2 separate regions of the Homo sapiens genome follow, and region 2 is linked to region 1. Evidence: chromatin loops called from intact Hi-C (ENCODE). Cell type or tissue: GM12878. All regions are shown on one strand. Each heading gives the region's core, and the rest is flanking DNA. Links, peaks and the distances in the headings are about the cores only.

Region 1 (5,330 bases), core at 331-5,330:
TATTTTTAAAGATGCTAATAGCTGAATTAATTGCTGTGAATTAAATCTATTTGTATATTTTCAAGATTTTCTGTATTTGATTTATATTATATACAATTATGTTATTTTGTAAAAACCAAAGAGTCTGCCCCACCACTGGTGATTCAGTAACACAATATTTGCCACAAAAAGCAGCTTATAATTACTACTCAAGACAATGGATTCTTATTGTCTTAGAAATACAACTTACTGTAACTTTGGAGGGAAACAATAATGTAAAACTTGTAATTGCTATGTTTCCAGTCCAAGGTTTGAGCACAAGGTGTCTTTTATATAATTTCAGATTTGCTTGTTCTTATTATTAAGACTTATGAAAGTTTTTAAAGTAGAATATATATAAAATAAAGAAAAAATATAAAGAACATTCTTAAAAAGAGCCTATAAAGAACTACTCCGCGTGGTCAGAAGAGGGAGCTTTTAGATTGCAAAAAAAGTAAAATTTTAAGCACTCTATTATCAGAAGTAATATTATTTCAAGTCCTCATATTGAATACTAATAAAAAAGTAGCCATGGAAACATTCCTTTATAATAACTTAAAAAACTTTTTGTTTCATGAAATATTGAACTTACCTTTATTCTTCATTGAGAGCATGTAGAATCTCACTCTAACCACTGTCTTCTGACGCTTTGCACATTTGACCTTTGTAAGTGTGGCTGATAAACCAGAAGGCTGCTGACCAGTTTCCATCTCCTGCTTTCCCTTTTCATCTTTGCAGGTCGCAGAGATGGCTACTGAGATAAGGGACAGGAGAGTGGAGAGCAAGGTGGCAACAACTAACCAACAACAAAATTAAAGATTTATTACGTATTATTGAATAAAGGTACAGAGGCAAAGTTCTCTGACCAACATTGTCCATTAAAGATAATACTAGAAATATAAAAGTTGAAACTATCCATCTAATCTGAAGCCTTTTTCTATGTCAATATTCAGATTTTAAAAACTAGTATTTCAGTTCCTAGTGCCTTCGTAAGCGATTCATAAACCTGACCGTGTTTATAGGTACGGCAGAAAATGAAGACCCAGGAGTGAGTTCTGTTATTATAAAAATCATGGCAGTTAGAAGTGTAACCTAGAGTGCAGAATGCAACAATAAGGAGGATAATTCTTTTTTAATTGGCATGGATCACACACCAGTTCCACATTCAATTAGTGGCTTTACATCTTGAAACAGAAGTAGAAAATTTGAAGTGAGTTCATGTACTCATAAGTAACATTCTAATTTGGGAAACAAATTATGAGAAACTCTATAAATAGGGTTAATTTTTTTCTTAGGTTTGTAACTTTAAAGAAAGAATTTGAAATGGTTACTCACCATGTATAATGCACAGTCTATGAAGGTTGATCATATCCAGGGGTGGAACCAGATAATTTCCATCCTGCAAGTGAAAAAAGAAAATAAATTGTTGTTTTCAGTGAATGCTGCAAAACACAATGAAAGTGAGTAACCCTGGGAGTGTAAAAGTCCCCCATTCTTCTGTGTGAATCAGTGCTCATCTAAAGCCTGGACCTGAACAGCCTTAGACGTGTCCTCTATTTGCACCCAGCCTGGTTTAGATGACCCCAAGCCTCTTTCTGAAGTTATGTGTGCGGTTGGCTTAAATTTGACAAAAATATTGGGTAGGGTCAAGGCACTAAGCCAAGTGACAAGGAGCATTGAAGTTTCATACAATGTAAGGAAGGAGAAAGACCTGAGGGAGAAGGAACCTCAGTCATCCCATGAATAGAAGGAAAGTGGGGTGTTTGAGCAGAGAGGATATAGAGGGATATTATTCAAATCAGTAAGAGGAGAAGATATCCTGTCTCTATTCCTGTTGACCTTCTCCTTCTTATCACCAATCATTCATTTACTTTTACTGTCTGAAGAGGTGCAAATATTGTAATTTAAAAAGCAGATATTCCTTATAATAATATATTAAATGCTATATACCTGGAAACATTGTTTTAATGTTTTGTCTGTGTATTCTATGGTCCCTAAATATGGTCACATTTCATACATGTGTACTCTCTAAATTTGTGATTTTAAACATTTATTTAAAAGCCCTATTTATTAATCACTGATCTTGTGAGGTGGTGATGGGTGAAAAGATGAATGAGGCACAATCGTAGAAACTCATAGCCTCATAGGGGAATCAGAGAGGTCAGCAGATGTTTAAAACCTGCTGAGAACTAAGTACAGGTTTCAGTGGTTAAGATGCAAGGTGCTGCTGAGGCAGGGTTGGACCCAGAGATGGAAGAGGCACCGACAGTGATATAGTTGGTCTTAAGCTTTGAAATGATCTCACTCCTGAAAATAAAAATCTTTTTTGCTAGCTGGTCACCTGAATTCATTTAGTTTACCTTGTCTTTTTCCTGTAGTAGGATTTCACAGAGGATTTAACGTGTAATGGTAAGAACTCGGAACTGAGTGCAAACAGTTGGTTTTGACCATCAGGGAGAATAAAATCCAGCCCCTTGGTTTTATTAGGTACTGGGATCCTCGTTTCTCATTGCAGATGGTGGATTTTGTAATGTTTACATCCTTCAAGTTGTGAGTTGCCCTTTCCTGAATACTTGATATGTTCTACATGGCAAAGTCTGCCAGTCAAACGGCACAAAAAATGGTGTGTTCTCAGGTTCCTTGTTAACATACATACAGCTTTTCGGAACACAAATAAGTTCAAAGTTGTGCAAAGCTGTAAGGTGTTCCGTGTTGCCCTGGGCATTAATATAAAGTGAAAGCTAGTTACAGTTTGCAACTGAATTAGTAGCAGTCTCTATTTATAATGCAACCCTACTTCGACATAGCACATATATTTTTAAAGAAAGACTTAATATCCAATTATTTTTACAAGAAAGCTGGCTGGCTAACTCCAAGAAGTTTAAGTTTTCCATTAAATATTGTTTTTTTTTTCTTCAGGGGAGATGGTTGTTATGACAGGATTCTTTTGCCTTATAAAAAGCCTCGTGTAACAGATAAAGTAATTAGCTGTAGACCAAAGTAGTTTGCTCTGTGTGATTCTTTAACACCCCCTCAAAGCTACTCAAGCATCATATTTCATTTAATTAAATACACAAAAAGTCAATTGGAGCTCTCCGCTACATGAAACTTCTTGAAAGTATGAAGAAAGAACGTCACAGGAGGGCTTGTGTGTTCACCACAACCTCAGGACTGTCCCGGTGCTGGGCCTTTCTTTTCCTCAAGGGGCTTCCCAGTACAACTCGAAGCAGTCAGGGCCAGGATTGTGAAATCAGTCCATCTTCTTCACTGGTTATTTGTGGAAGCCCAATTTACCCTACTTTTACCCACATCCCTAGGCAAGTGAGTGCAAATAACTGAAATGACTCATAAAGTCTTTGAATGAATTGATTTTCTCTTTTTACTTGAAATCAAAAATAAATGTTCTCTTTTTTTCTCTGGCAAATTGCCTCCTATGCAGTTATAGCTGTGTATTTCTCCTGGGATTTACAGCATTTGAAAATCAGCACTTGAGAGACTCGTGCACCTGTGTGTCCATATATGGCTTCCTGTTTTGTCACATGAGGCAGTTGCCTGCTATGTTCAGATTCAGGGCTTTTTGAGAGGGAGAGCCATGAATGAATGTCCCATGGAAGGCTGCTGGTGAAGAGTGTCATGACTCTTCTGTTTGCAATAGAGTGTGTTTGTATCCTCATTTATTTTATGGAGAAAACAGGGTGCTTGCTTTCCAGAGACCTTTCTAGGATTCCTCTGTGAAAACCTCCTGTGAAAATTCCAAATGGTTTGAAAGACCCTTGGATCCTCAGGAGCACAAAGCTGGACATCTTTGCAAATGATCTGAGCAACCCCGTCTCTACCATTGCTAAGTGCTGTTTATCTCCATTAGAATTTGAGTCTCATGGTGGGTTTGTATTTGATAACCCCTTTTTATGATCACCTCAGTTCAGGACAGGGGATTGAGAAGCTGTATTTTCAGAATGAAATGAACCTGAGCAATAATCATTAACTCGGCATCGAGGAACAAGAATGTGACACCCACCTTAGGGTAAAGATAACAGTGCTCATATGGGAACAATGCCCTCTGTATTGGTTTCCTTGAGTTGATGTCACAGAGTTCCAGAAGCTGGGTGGCTTAAATCAGCAGAAAATTGAGTTGTTGAGAGGCGCATGCTCTGAGGGCTTTTGGGAAAAAATGTTGCTAGCTTCTGGTGGTTGCTGGCAATTTTTAGCTTTCTTTGGTTTGTAGCCACATCACTCCAATCTCTGCCCCCATTGTCACATGGTATTTTCTCTGTGTCTCTGTCTTCACATTGTCTTCCCTCTATGTATGTGTGTGTGTCCAAGTTTCCTTCTTATAAGACACCAGTCATTGGATTATGTCCCACCCTAATCCACGATGACTTCATTTTAACAGATTACATTTAATAAGACCTTTTTAAAATCAGGTCACATTCTGAGGCTGTGGGTGGAAAGCTTCTTCTGGAAGAAGTTTTTGGGGAACACTGTTTAACTCACTACATTTTTCTATGGCATCTTCATTTCCTTGCAGCAGCCTCACAGAAAAGCAAAACCAAATTTACAGGATCAGTTACTCAAATGGAAATCCATCTTCAGTATGATGTGACTGCATAGCCAGAGTTTTCCACATGGTAGGTTGTAGCCTACAAATGAATATGGCTGCTTGAATGTGGCTGACTCTTTTGGGCTACTACTTAAAATTTTTCCAGTCATATTTTTATAGTGCAAAATAGATTCCCCAGACATTTCCTGAAGTGCTCAGTGTAACTCCACACTAGAACATGTGCCTTCCCAAGTCCTGACAACCAAGTCAATTTCACAAACCGACAACATCATCCTGTGTTCCGATGCCCCCAGTGACCGCTGTTCATATCAGTAATATTTGAAATTTATCCTCACTTGTCCCATAAACATACACAAGCACAAAGCCCTCAGCAGCAACTGGACAAAATGCTTTCATGAGAGAAGCCTAAAGGTCTGTCAGTTATTCTCCCTTTGCTATGCTCATTCAGCATTGCTTCCCATGATCTAGTGAGCTAAGACATATAAACTGATACTCAAGGCCTAAAAAACAATAATAGAACTTAGCATTTTAATCTCCTACCTTTCCCTAGAGTTTCATAGCAACTTTTTGGATTCATTATAAGTAGACATTTAGAATGTCAGCTTCCAGCAATACGTACTCTGTGGTTACAAGTCCCCTGTTTTATATTGGGAACATAAGTATAAAGGGTAAAATATAATGGCATTTTAAATAAAGAACTGAAGAGACATACCCAAATGCCAGAAATGACCAAAATGCTAAAAATCAGGAT
Region 2 (5,392 bases), core at 330-5,329, 62 kb before region 1:
TTTTTTAAGGAACAAATGTCTAATTATATACATAGAAACCATGTAAAATATCCATTTTTTTCTGTGAGCCAAATCAACTTCTCTATTTTATTTTATTTTATTTTATTTTATTATTTATTTCCATAGGTTTTTGGGGAACAGGTGGTGTTTGGTTACATGAGTAAGTTCTTCAGTGGTAATTTGTGAGATTTTGGTGCAGTCATCGCCCGAGCAGGATACACTGTAACCCAGTTTGTAGGCTTTTATCCCTTACCCCCATCTCACCCTTTCCCCCGAGTCCCCAAAGCCCATTGTATCATTTTTATGTCTTTGCGTCTTTATGGATTAGCATCTGCTTATGAGTGAGAACATATGTTTGGATTTCCATTACTGAGTTACTTCACTTAGAATGATAGTCTCCAATTCCATTCAGGTTGCCGCAAATGCCATTATTTTGAAGAACAAGATAAATTTGGATATAACTGTGAAGTAGGCAAAATTCTCTCCATACTTTCAAAATATGTCTTTATTTCCTGTCATAGAAAGCACCAAATAATGGACTTGCTATGCTGTTGTGGAAATAACATCCCTCTAAGAATCAAGATACTTGAACTTGTTGCCATCCCTGTCCGTTACTTGTTGAGCAAGCTTTAGAAAGTCAGTTAACTTGGAAAAAACAAAAACAAAACAAAAAACAAACATACAAAACTTCCCTTGGTTTCCTTATCTGTAAAGCGAGAGTGTGGAAGGAGATAATCTTTGAAGTTCCTACCAACTCAAAAATTCTGTAACTCTTAAAAGTGGCCCATGGTCTCATAATAATGTTAAGTTGGTGCTATTAAGTGTTATTCTAGAGTAACAGGTATAACAGATATGAAGCCACGGCAACTAGGTTTGTATTCTAAATCTGCAACCAAATGGTTGTGTGACATTGGACAAATCACTTAATATCTAAGCTTCAGGCTGGGTGCAGTGGCTCACGCCTGTAATCCCAACACTTTGGGAGACTGAGGCAAGCAGATCACCTGAGGTCAGGAGTTCAAGACCAGCCTGGCCAACATGATGAAACCCCGTCTCTAATAAAAATACAAAAATTAGCCGCGTGTGGGGGCTCGCACCTGTAGTCTCAGCTACTTGAGAGGCTGAGGCAGGAGAATCACTTGAACCTGGAAGACAGAGGTTGCAGTGACCCGAGATCACACCACTGCACTCCAGCTTGGGTGACAGAGCGAGACTCCGTCTAAAAAAAAAAAAAAATGCTAAGCTTCTGTAATCTAAAAAATGAGAATTAAATGATAATATTTGTCATAGCATGCAACTTAATTCAAAACACATTTCATTTCAAAACACATTTCAAATTTGTTTTTAACTGTGCACCTCATACTTGGTTATTCATTATGCCACGGCAGCTAAGACCAAGCCACTTTCATGTTCTGCAATATTGTCCTACTGCAATAGTCTCCTGACCAGCTTCCCTGCCTCCAGAGTGAAAATTTAAAAGCTGAAATCAAATCACATGATTCTCCTGCTTCCAACCTTCCAATGGCTCCCATTTTAAACTTAGAATCAAATTCCAATTCTTTGTATGGTCTATAAGAACTGTGTGGTCTGAGCTGCTTACTTCTTCAGTGTCCCATCTGATCATTTCCATCCCTCTATTCTGGGGCCCACTAACCTGCTGATCTTCCAAGAAATGAGCTTGTTCTGTATTGTTCTTTCTGCTTGGTTTTTCCCTCAGACCTTCCCAGGGCTGGGCTTTTCATCATTTTTTGTCTCTGGCCATATATCAGAGAGATAGTCCCTGTCTACACAATACCTCTCTTTACTTCCAAGAACTTTGTGTCTCTTATGCTAAGATTTGCAGACATTTAGTGACTGATAGTGACTTGTCCAAAGTTACTCAAACTTTAGAAATTAGAATCCAGAGGTCCCATGTTTTTTAAAAAAATCACATGCAGACAGATTGCCATTGTATCTTTGTAATATAAGAAGTACCCACTTCCTCCGGGTTTACTGAGGGAAAACTTTCTGTAACGGAGTCACTGATCATCATTAGATATGGAGGGTGGAACTTTGGACTTCAAACTATTTTTCATATCCTGCAAAGCATGGGGCTATTCTTGAGTTCCAATTGTTGCACTTAAGCATAAGAAGAATATGACAATCAGGACTGTGTTTTTTCCAAAAGACATGCTAAGACAAAAATAAAACATTAATTTAGTAATCACCAGATTTTTCCAGCAAGCACAGTTTTGTGTTAGAATGTTTCAGAGATGAAGGGAAGGGGGAAAAAAACTGACAAATGCATTTCACTAGCTGTAATTGACGTGTGGATAGGTAAATGGACATGAATTAACAGCTTTTAAATGGTTATGGCAGATGTTTTAAATGGGCCACACTGGACATACATCAATATCCAATCTTCCAATCTTTTTTGTAGCAGAGTTAAGAGACACTAAAAGTACTTTTAAGTTAATGAGTGACTAGCAGGTAAGCAACGAGCAAATTGATAGGTTATCTGTCCCAATTTCATCTGTGCATCTGACAGGTCCCACACAGTATTTAAATTGACTTCAAAAATATTTTTTGTGTTTGCTATTATGAAGGTAATTGGTGTAAAATTCCCTTGTTTCACAAAGACAAGTTAACCAAAAAAGAGTAAAATAAAAATCTCCACCAGAGGTCAGCAGTGTACACATTTTCACCATGGTTTAAACTCAAGAACCCCCACTACAGGTGGGATCTGAGCTTTATCAATAGGGTGAGATGAATTCCCTGACGATAGCACTCTTTTGCCTTATTTCTAAAGCACTCAACTCCAGTAAAAGTTCACAAAATACATCTTTGAAATTTAGAAATTATGAATGCTGCTCATTTTGGTGAAAAGATGAGAGTATGGGCCATGTGGTATGGAAATGGACAGTGGTCTGATGACTGACAAGGGAATAGAAGCCTGGGTTGCTCTTTCCCTGTCACAGGACTGGTGTTACTGCCACATGCAAAAATCTCCTTTTCAGGAGTCTTTTAGGTTATAGTTCGGTGAGAAATATGTCAGAAAGTAGCCACAGAGATAAAGGGTCTTTTTCTTATGTATAGTAAAATAAGGAAAAAAAATATATAGATATAGCTTTCAAGTAATAGCTATATACTTTGTAAATGTTTTTGATAGTCATATTCCTCTAATTTTTGAATATTCTTTCTGGTGAAAGGCAGTCAGTCAAGTTTGTGTTTCTAACTCTTGTCCATTACTGGGATGATGTCTCGTGAGTTAGAAGGATATGAAGGCTTTAAAAGTTTCCCTTGGAAAGGGTGGGATTGAAACTGTTGGTCTCAATGTCTTTCCAGCCATTGAAGTTTGTAATAGTTTTGTTGAAGTTAGCAGTCTTTTGGTAGTTTTTTGATTGGCTTTACTCAGAAACTCTGTGGTCAAAATAGGCATTTGTAATGTGTTTAACAAAGAACATTTTGCAAAATGTCTGACAATATGGAGTATGAGGCAATTGACACTCATATATGAAGTCATCATCATCATTACCCAGAGCAGCCATACCAAGTGCCAACACAACACTGGCTACCCAGCATCACTGGAGGGTGCCAACAGGACCACAGGAGGATGTTGACTTGGAGGATGTTTCTCCAGCGTCCTAGACAGCATTATAGTCACATCAGGATATCTACAAAAAGCAAAGCTATGTTACCACACTAGGGTTTCTTACAATCTTTTGCTTAATTAACATTAATTAACTAAATCTACAAACATGCCACTTCCTTTTTTTTTTTTTTTTTTTTTTTTTTTTTTTGAGATGGTGTCTCACTGTGTTACCTAGGTTGGAGTGCAGTGATGCAATCTCAGCTCAGTGCAACCTCTGCCTCCCGGGATTAAGTGATTTTCCTGCCTCAATCTCCCAAGTAACTGGGATTACAGTTGTGCACCACCACACCCAGCTAAGTTTTTGTATTTTTAGTGGAGATGGGGTTTCACCATGTTGGCCAGTTGGTCTCGAACACCTGACCTCAAGTGATCCAGCCTCCTCAGTCTCCCAAAGTACTGGGATTACAGATGTGAGCCACCACACCTGGCCCCACTTACTTTTTTATCAATAAATCTTGAATGCTTTACATTCCAGAAGAGTTCGAGAGAGAAACATGGGTGCTTTAATCTTAGGCTGTGCATAATATATGATATTTCCAAGTTGTTTCTCAAGAGTTTTAAAAACTGGTCATGAGGCTTAAGTATATTAAATCAGGCTTATTTTCAAAAGCCCTAACTTTAATTTCTATTGACAGTCTTTTAAATAGCAAGCAAATTTTAGTTGAATCCAAATATAAACTCTATACATTCATTATTTTCTATAAAATTGTAAATGACGGTAGTACATAAAGCATATATATATATATATATATATACCCAAAAAAAAGAAATGAAATAATTATTCTTTCTTTGTCCACAGAAGCAAAAGATCACTGAGAAATTCAGTCAATAAATATTTAATAAATATCTACTTGAAAAGATCACTTTAGAAGTTATTGGAGGAACAATAGCAAATAACTGAGTCAATGTCAACAAGATAACCATTTAAGGTAATCATATATATATATTTAATAATTATAAATTATTTATTCAGAAAACACTTAATGATTACCTGAGGAGTACCAGGCTTTGAGAAGAACAGTGGAAATCATTAGTAATAATAATAATGATAATAATGGTAATGGTGATGCCACTAATGACAGCATCTATCATTTATTGAGAGCCTTTATGTGCCTGGTACTGTATCAAGCATTCTCCATTTTGTTTTACCTCCATTTTAAGTTAAAAAACAAAGGACTAGAGAAATTAAATCTCTAATACAAACGTTCAGATATATTTGCAGAACATTCAGCCAATGTCTGATGTGTTTGGCTCAAAAGATGTTACACTGTATGGTACTACTTCTCATACAAAGATATAAAAGACAAATACACTTTCCTTCAAAGATCATAGATCATGAAGGATGTGAAGAAATATTAATAGCTATAAAACAATGTAATGATTGCTGTGATGTAGGGATATCTACACCATAATATCCATCAGGGTGAAGGGAGCTTCTAAATGCCTTGTGGTCCATTCACAGAGGAGAGGATGATGCTCATTTTGAGGTGGCGTATGAGTAGGAGTTCACTGTACAGTCAAGGGTAGGGAGACTTGCAAATGAAGCGAATAGGAGAGCAAAAGTTCCTTGCATGAGAGAACAAGCACATGCTTTAATGAGCCTTTGCACAGAACGACTTTGTAGAATGAACAGGGAACAATGCTAGAAGAATAGGCAGACTGAGGCCATGAATAGGACTGGGTATGCCTTGCTAAGGAGCTTACACTTTATTCTCTAAGCAATGGGGAGAAGTTAAAGCTGAGTGTTGACCCAGTTAGGTT

Evidence for each region. Hi-C counts contacts between places; a loop is a spot of excess contacts. Peaks named below come from ENCODE experiments on the same cell type or tissue, not always from the same donor. Only the 100,000 strongest peaks of a DNase experiment are listed, where the experiment ranks them.
Region 2: it touches region 1 in a loop (4-fold over the local background); 2 of 110 quality-filtered maps call a loop at or near these places.

What each region holds. Positions count from the first base shown.
Region 1 is chr18:64,097,224-64,102,553 of GRCh38, forward strand. It overlaps LINC00305 (long intergenic non-protein coding RNA 305), which reads right to left. Exons shown (of 7, transcript NR_190189.1): 5 at 1,354-1,417; 6 at 611-772. Among named protein-coding and RNA genes, the nearest start is that of LINC01924, 4.2 kb to the right of the region's middle. In GM12878, for the core only: no CTCF peak of the experiment used is centred there; a DNase peak (open chromatin) is centred at 3,238.
Region 2 is chr18:64,035,337-64,040,728 of GRCh38, forward strand. No RefSeq gene overlaps it. Among named protein-coding and RNA genes, the nearest start is that of LINC01924, 66 kb to the right of the region's middle. In GM12878, for the core only: a CTCF peak has its summit at 2,679 (motif pointing right); no DNase peak of the experiment used is centred there.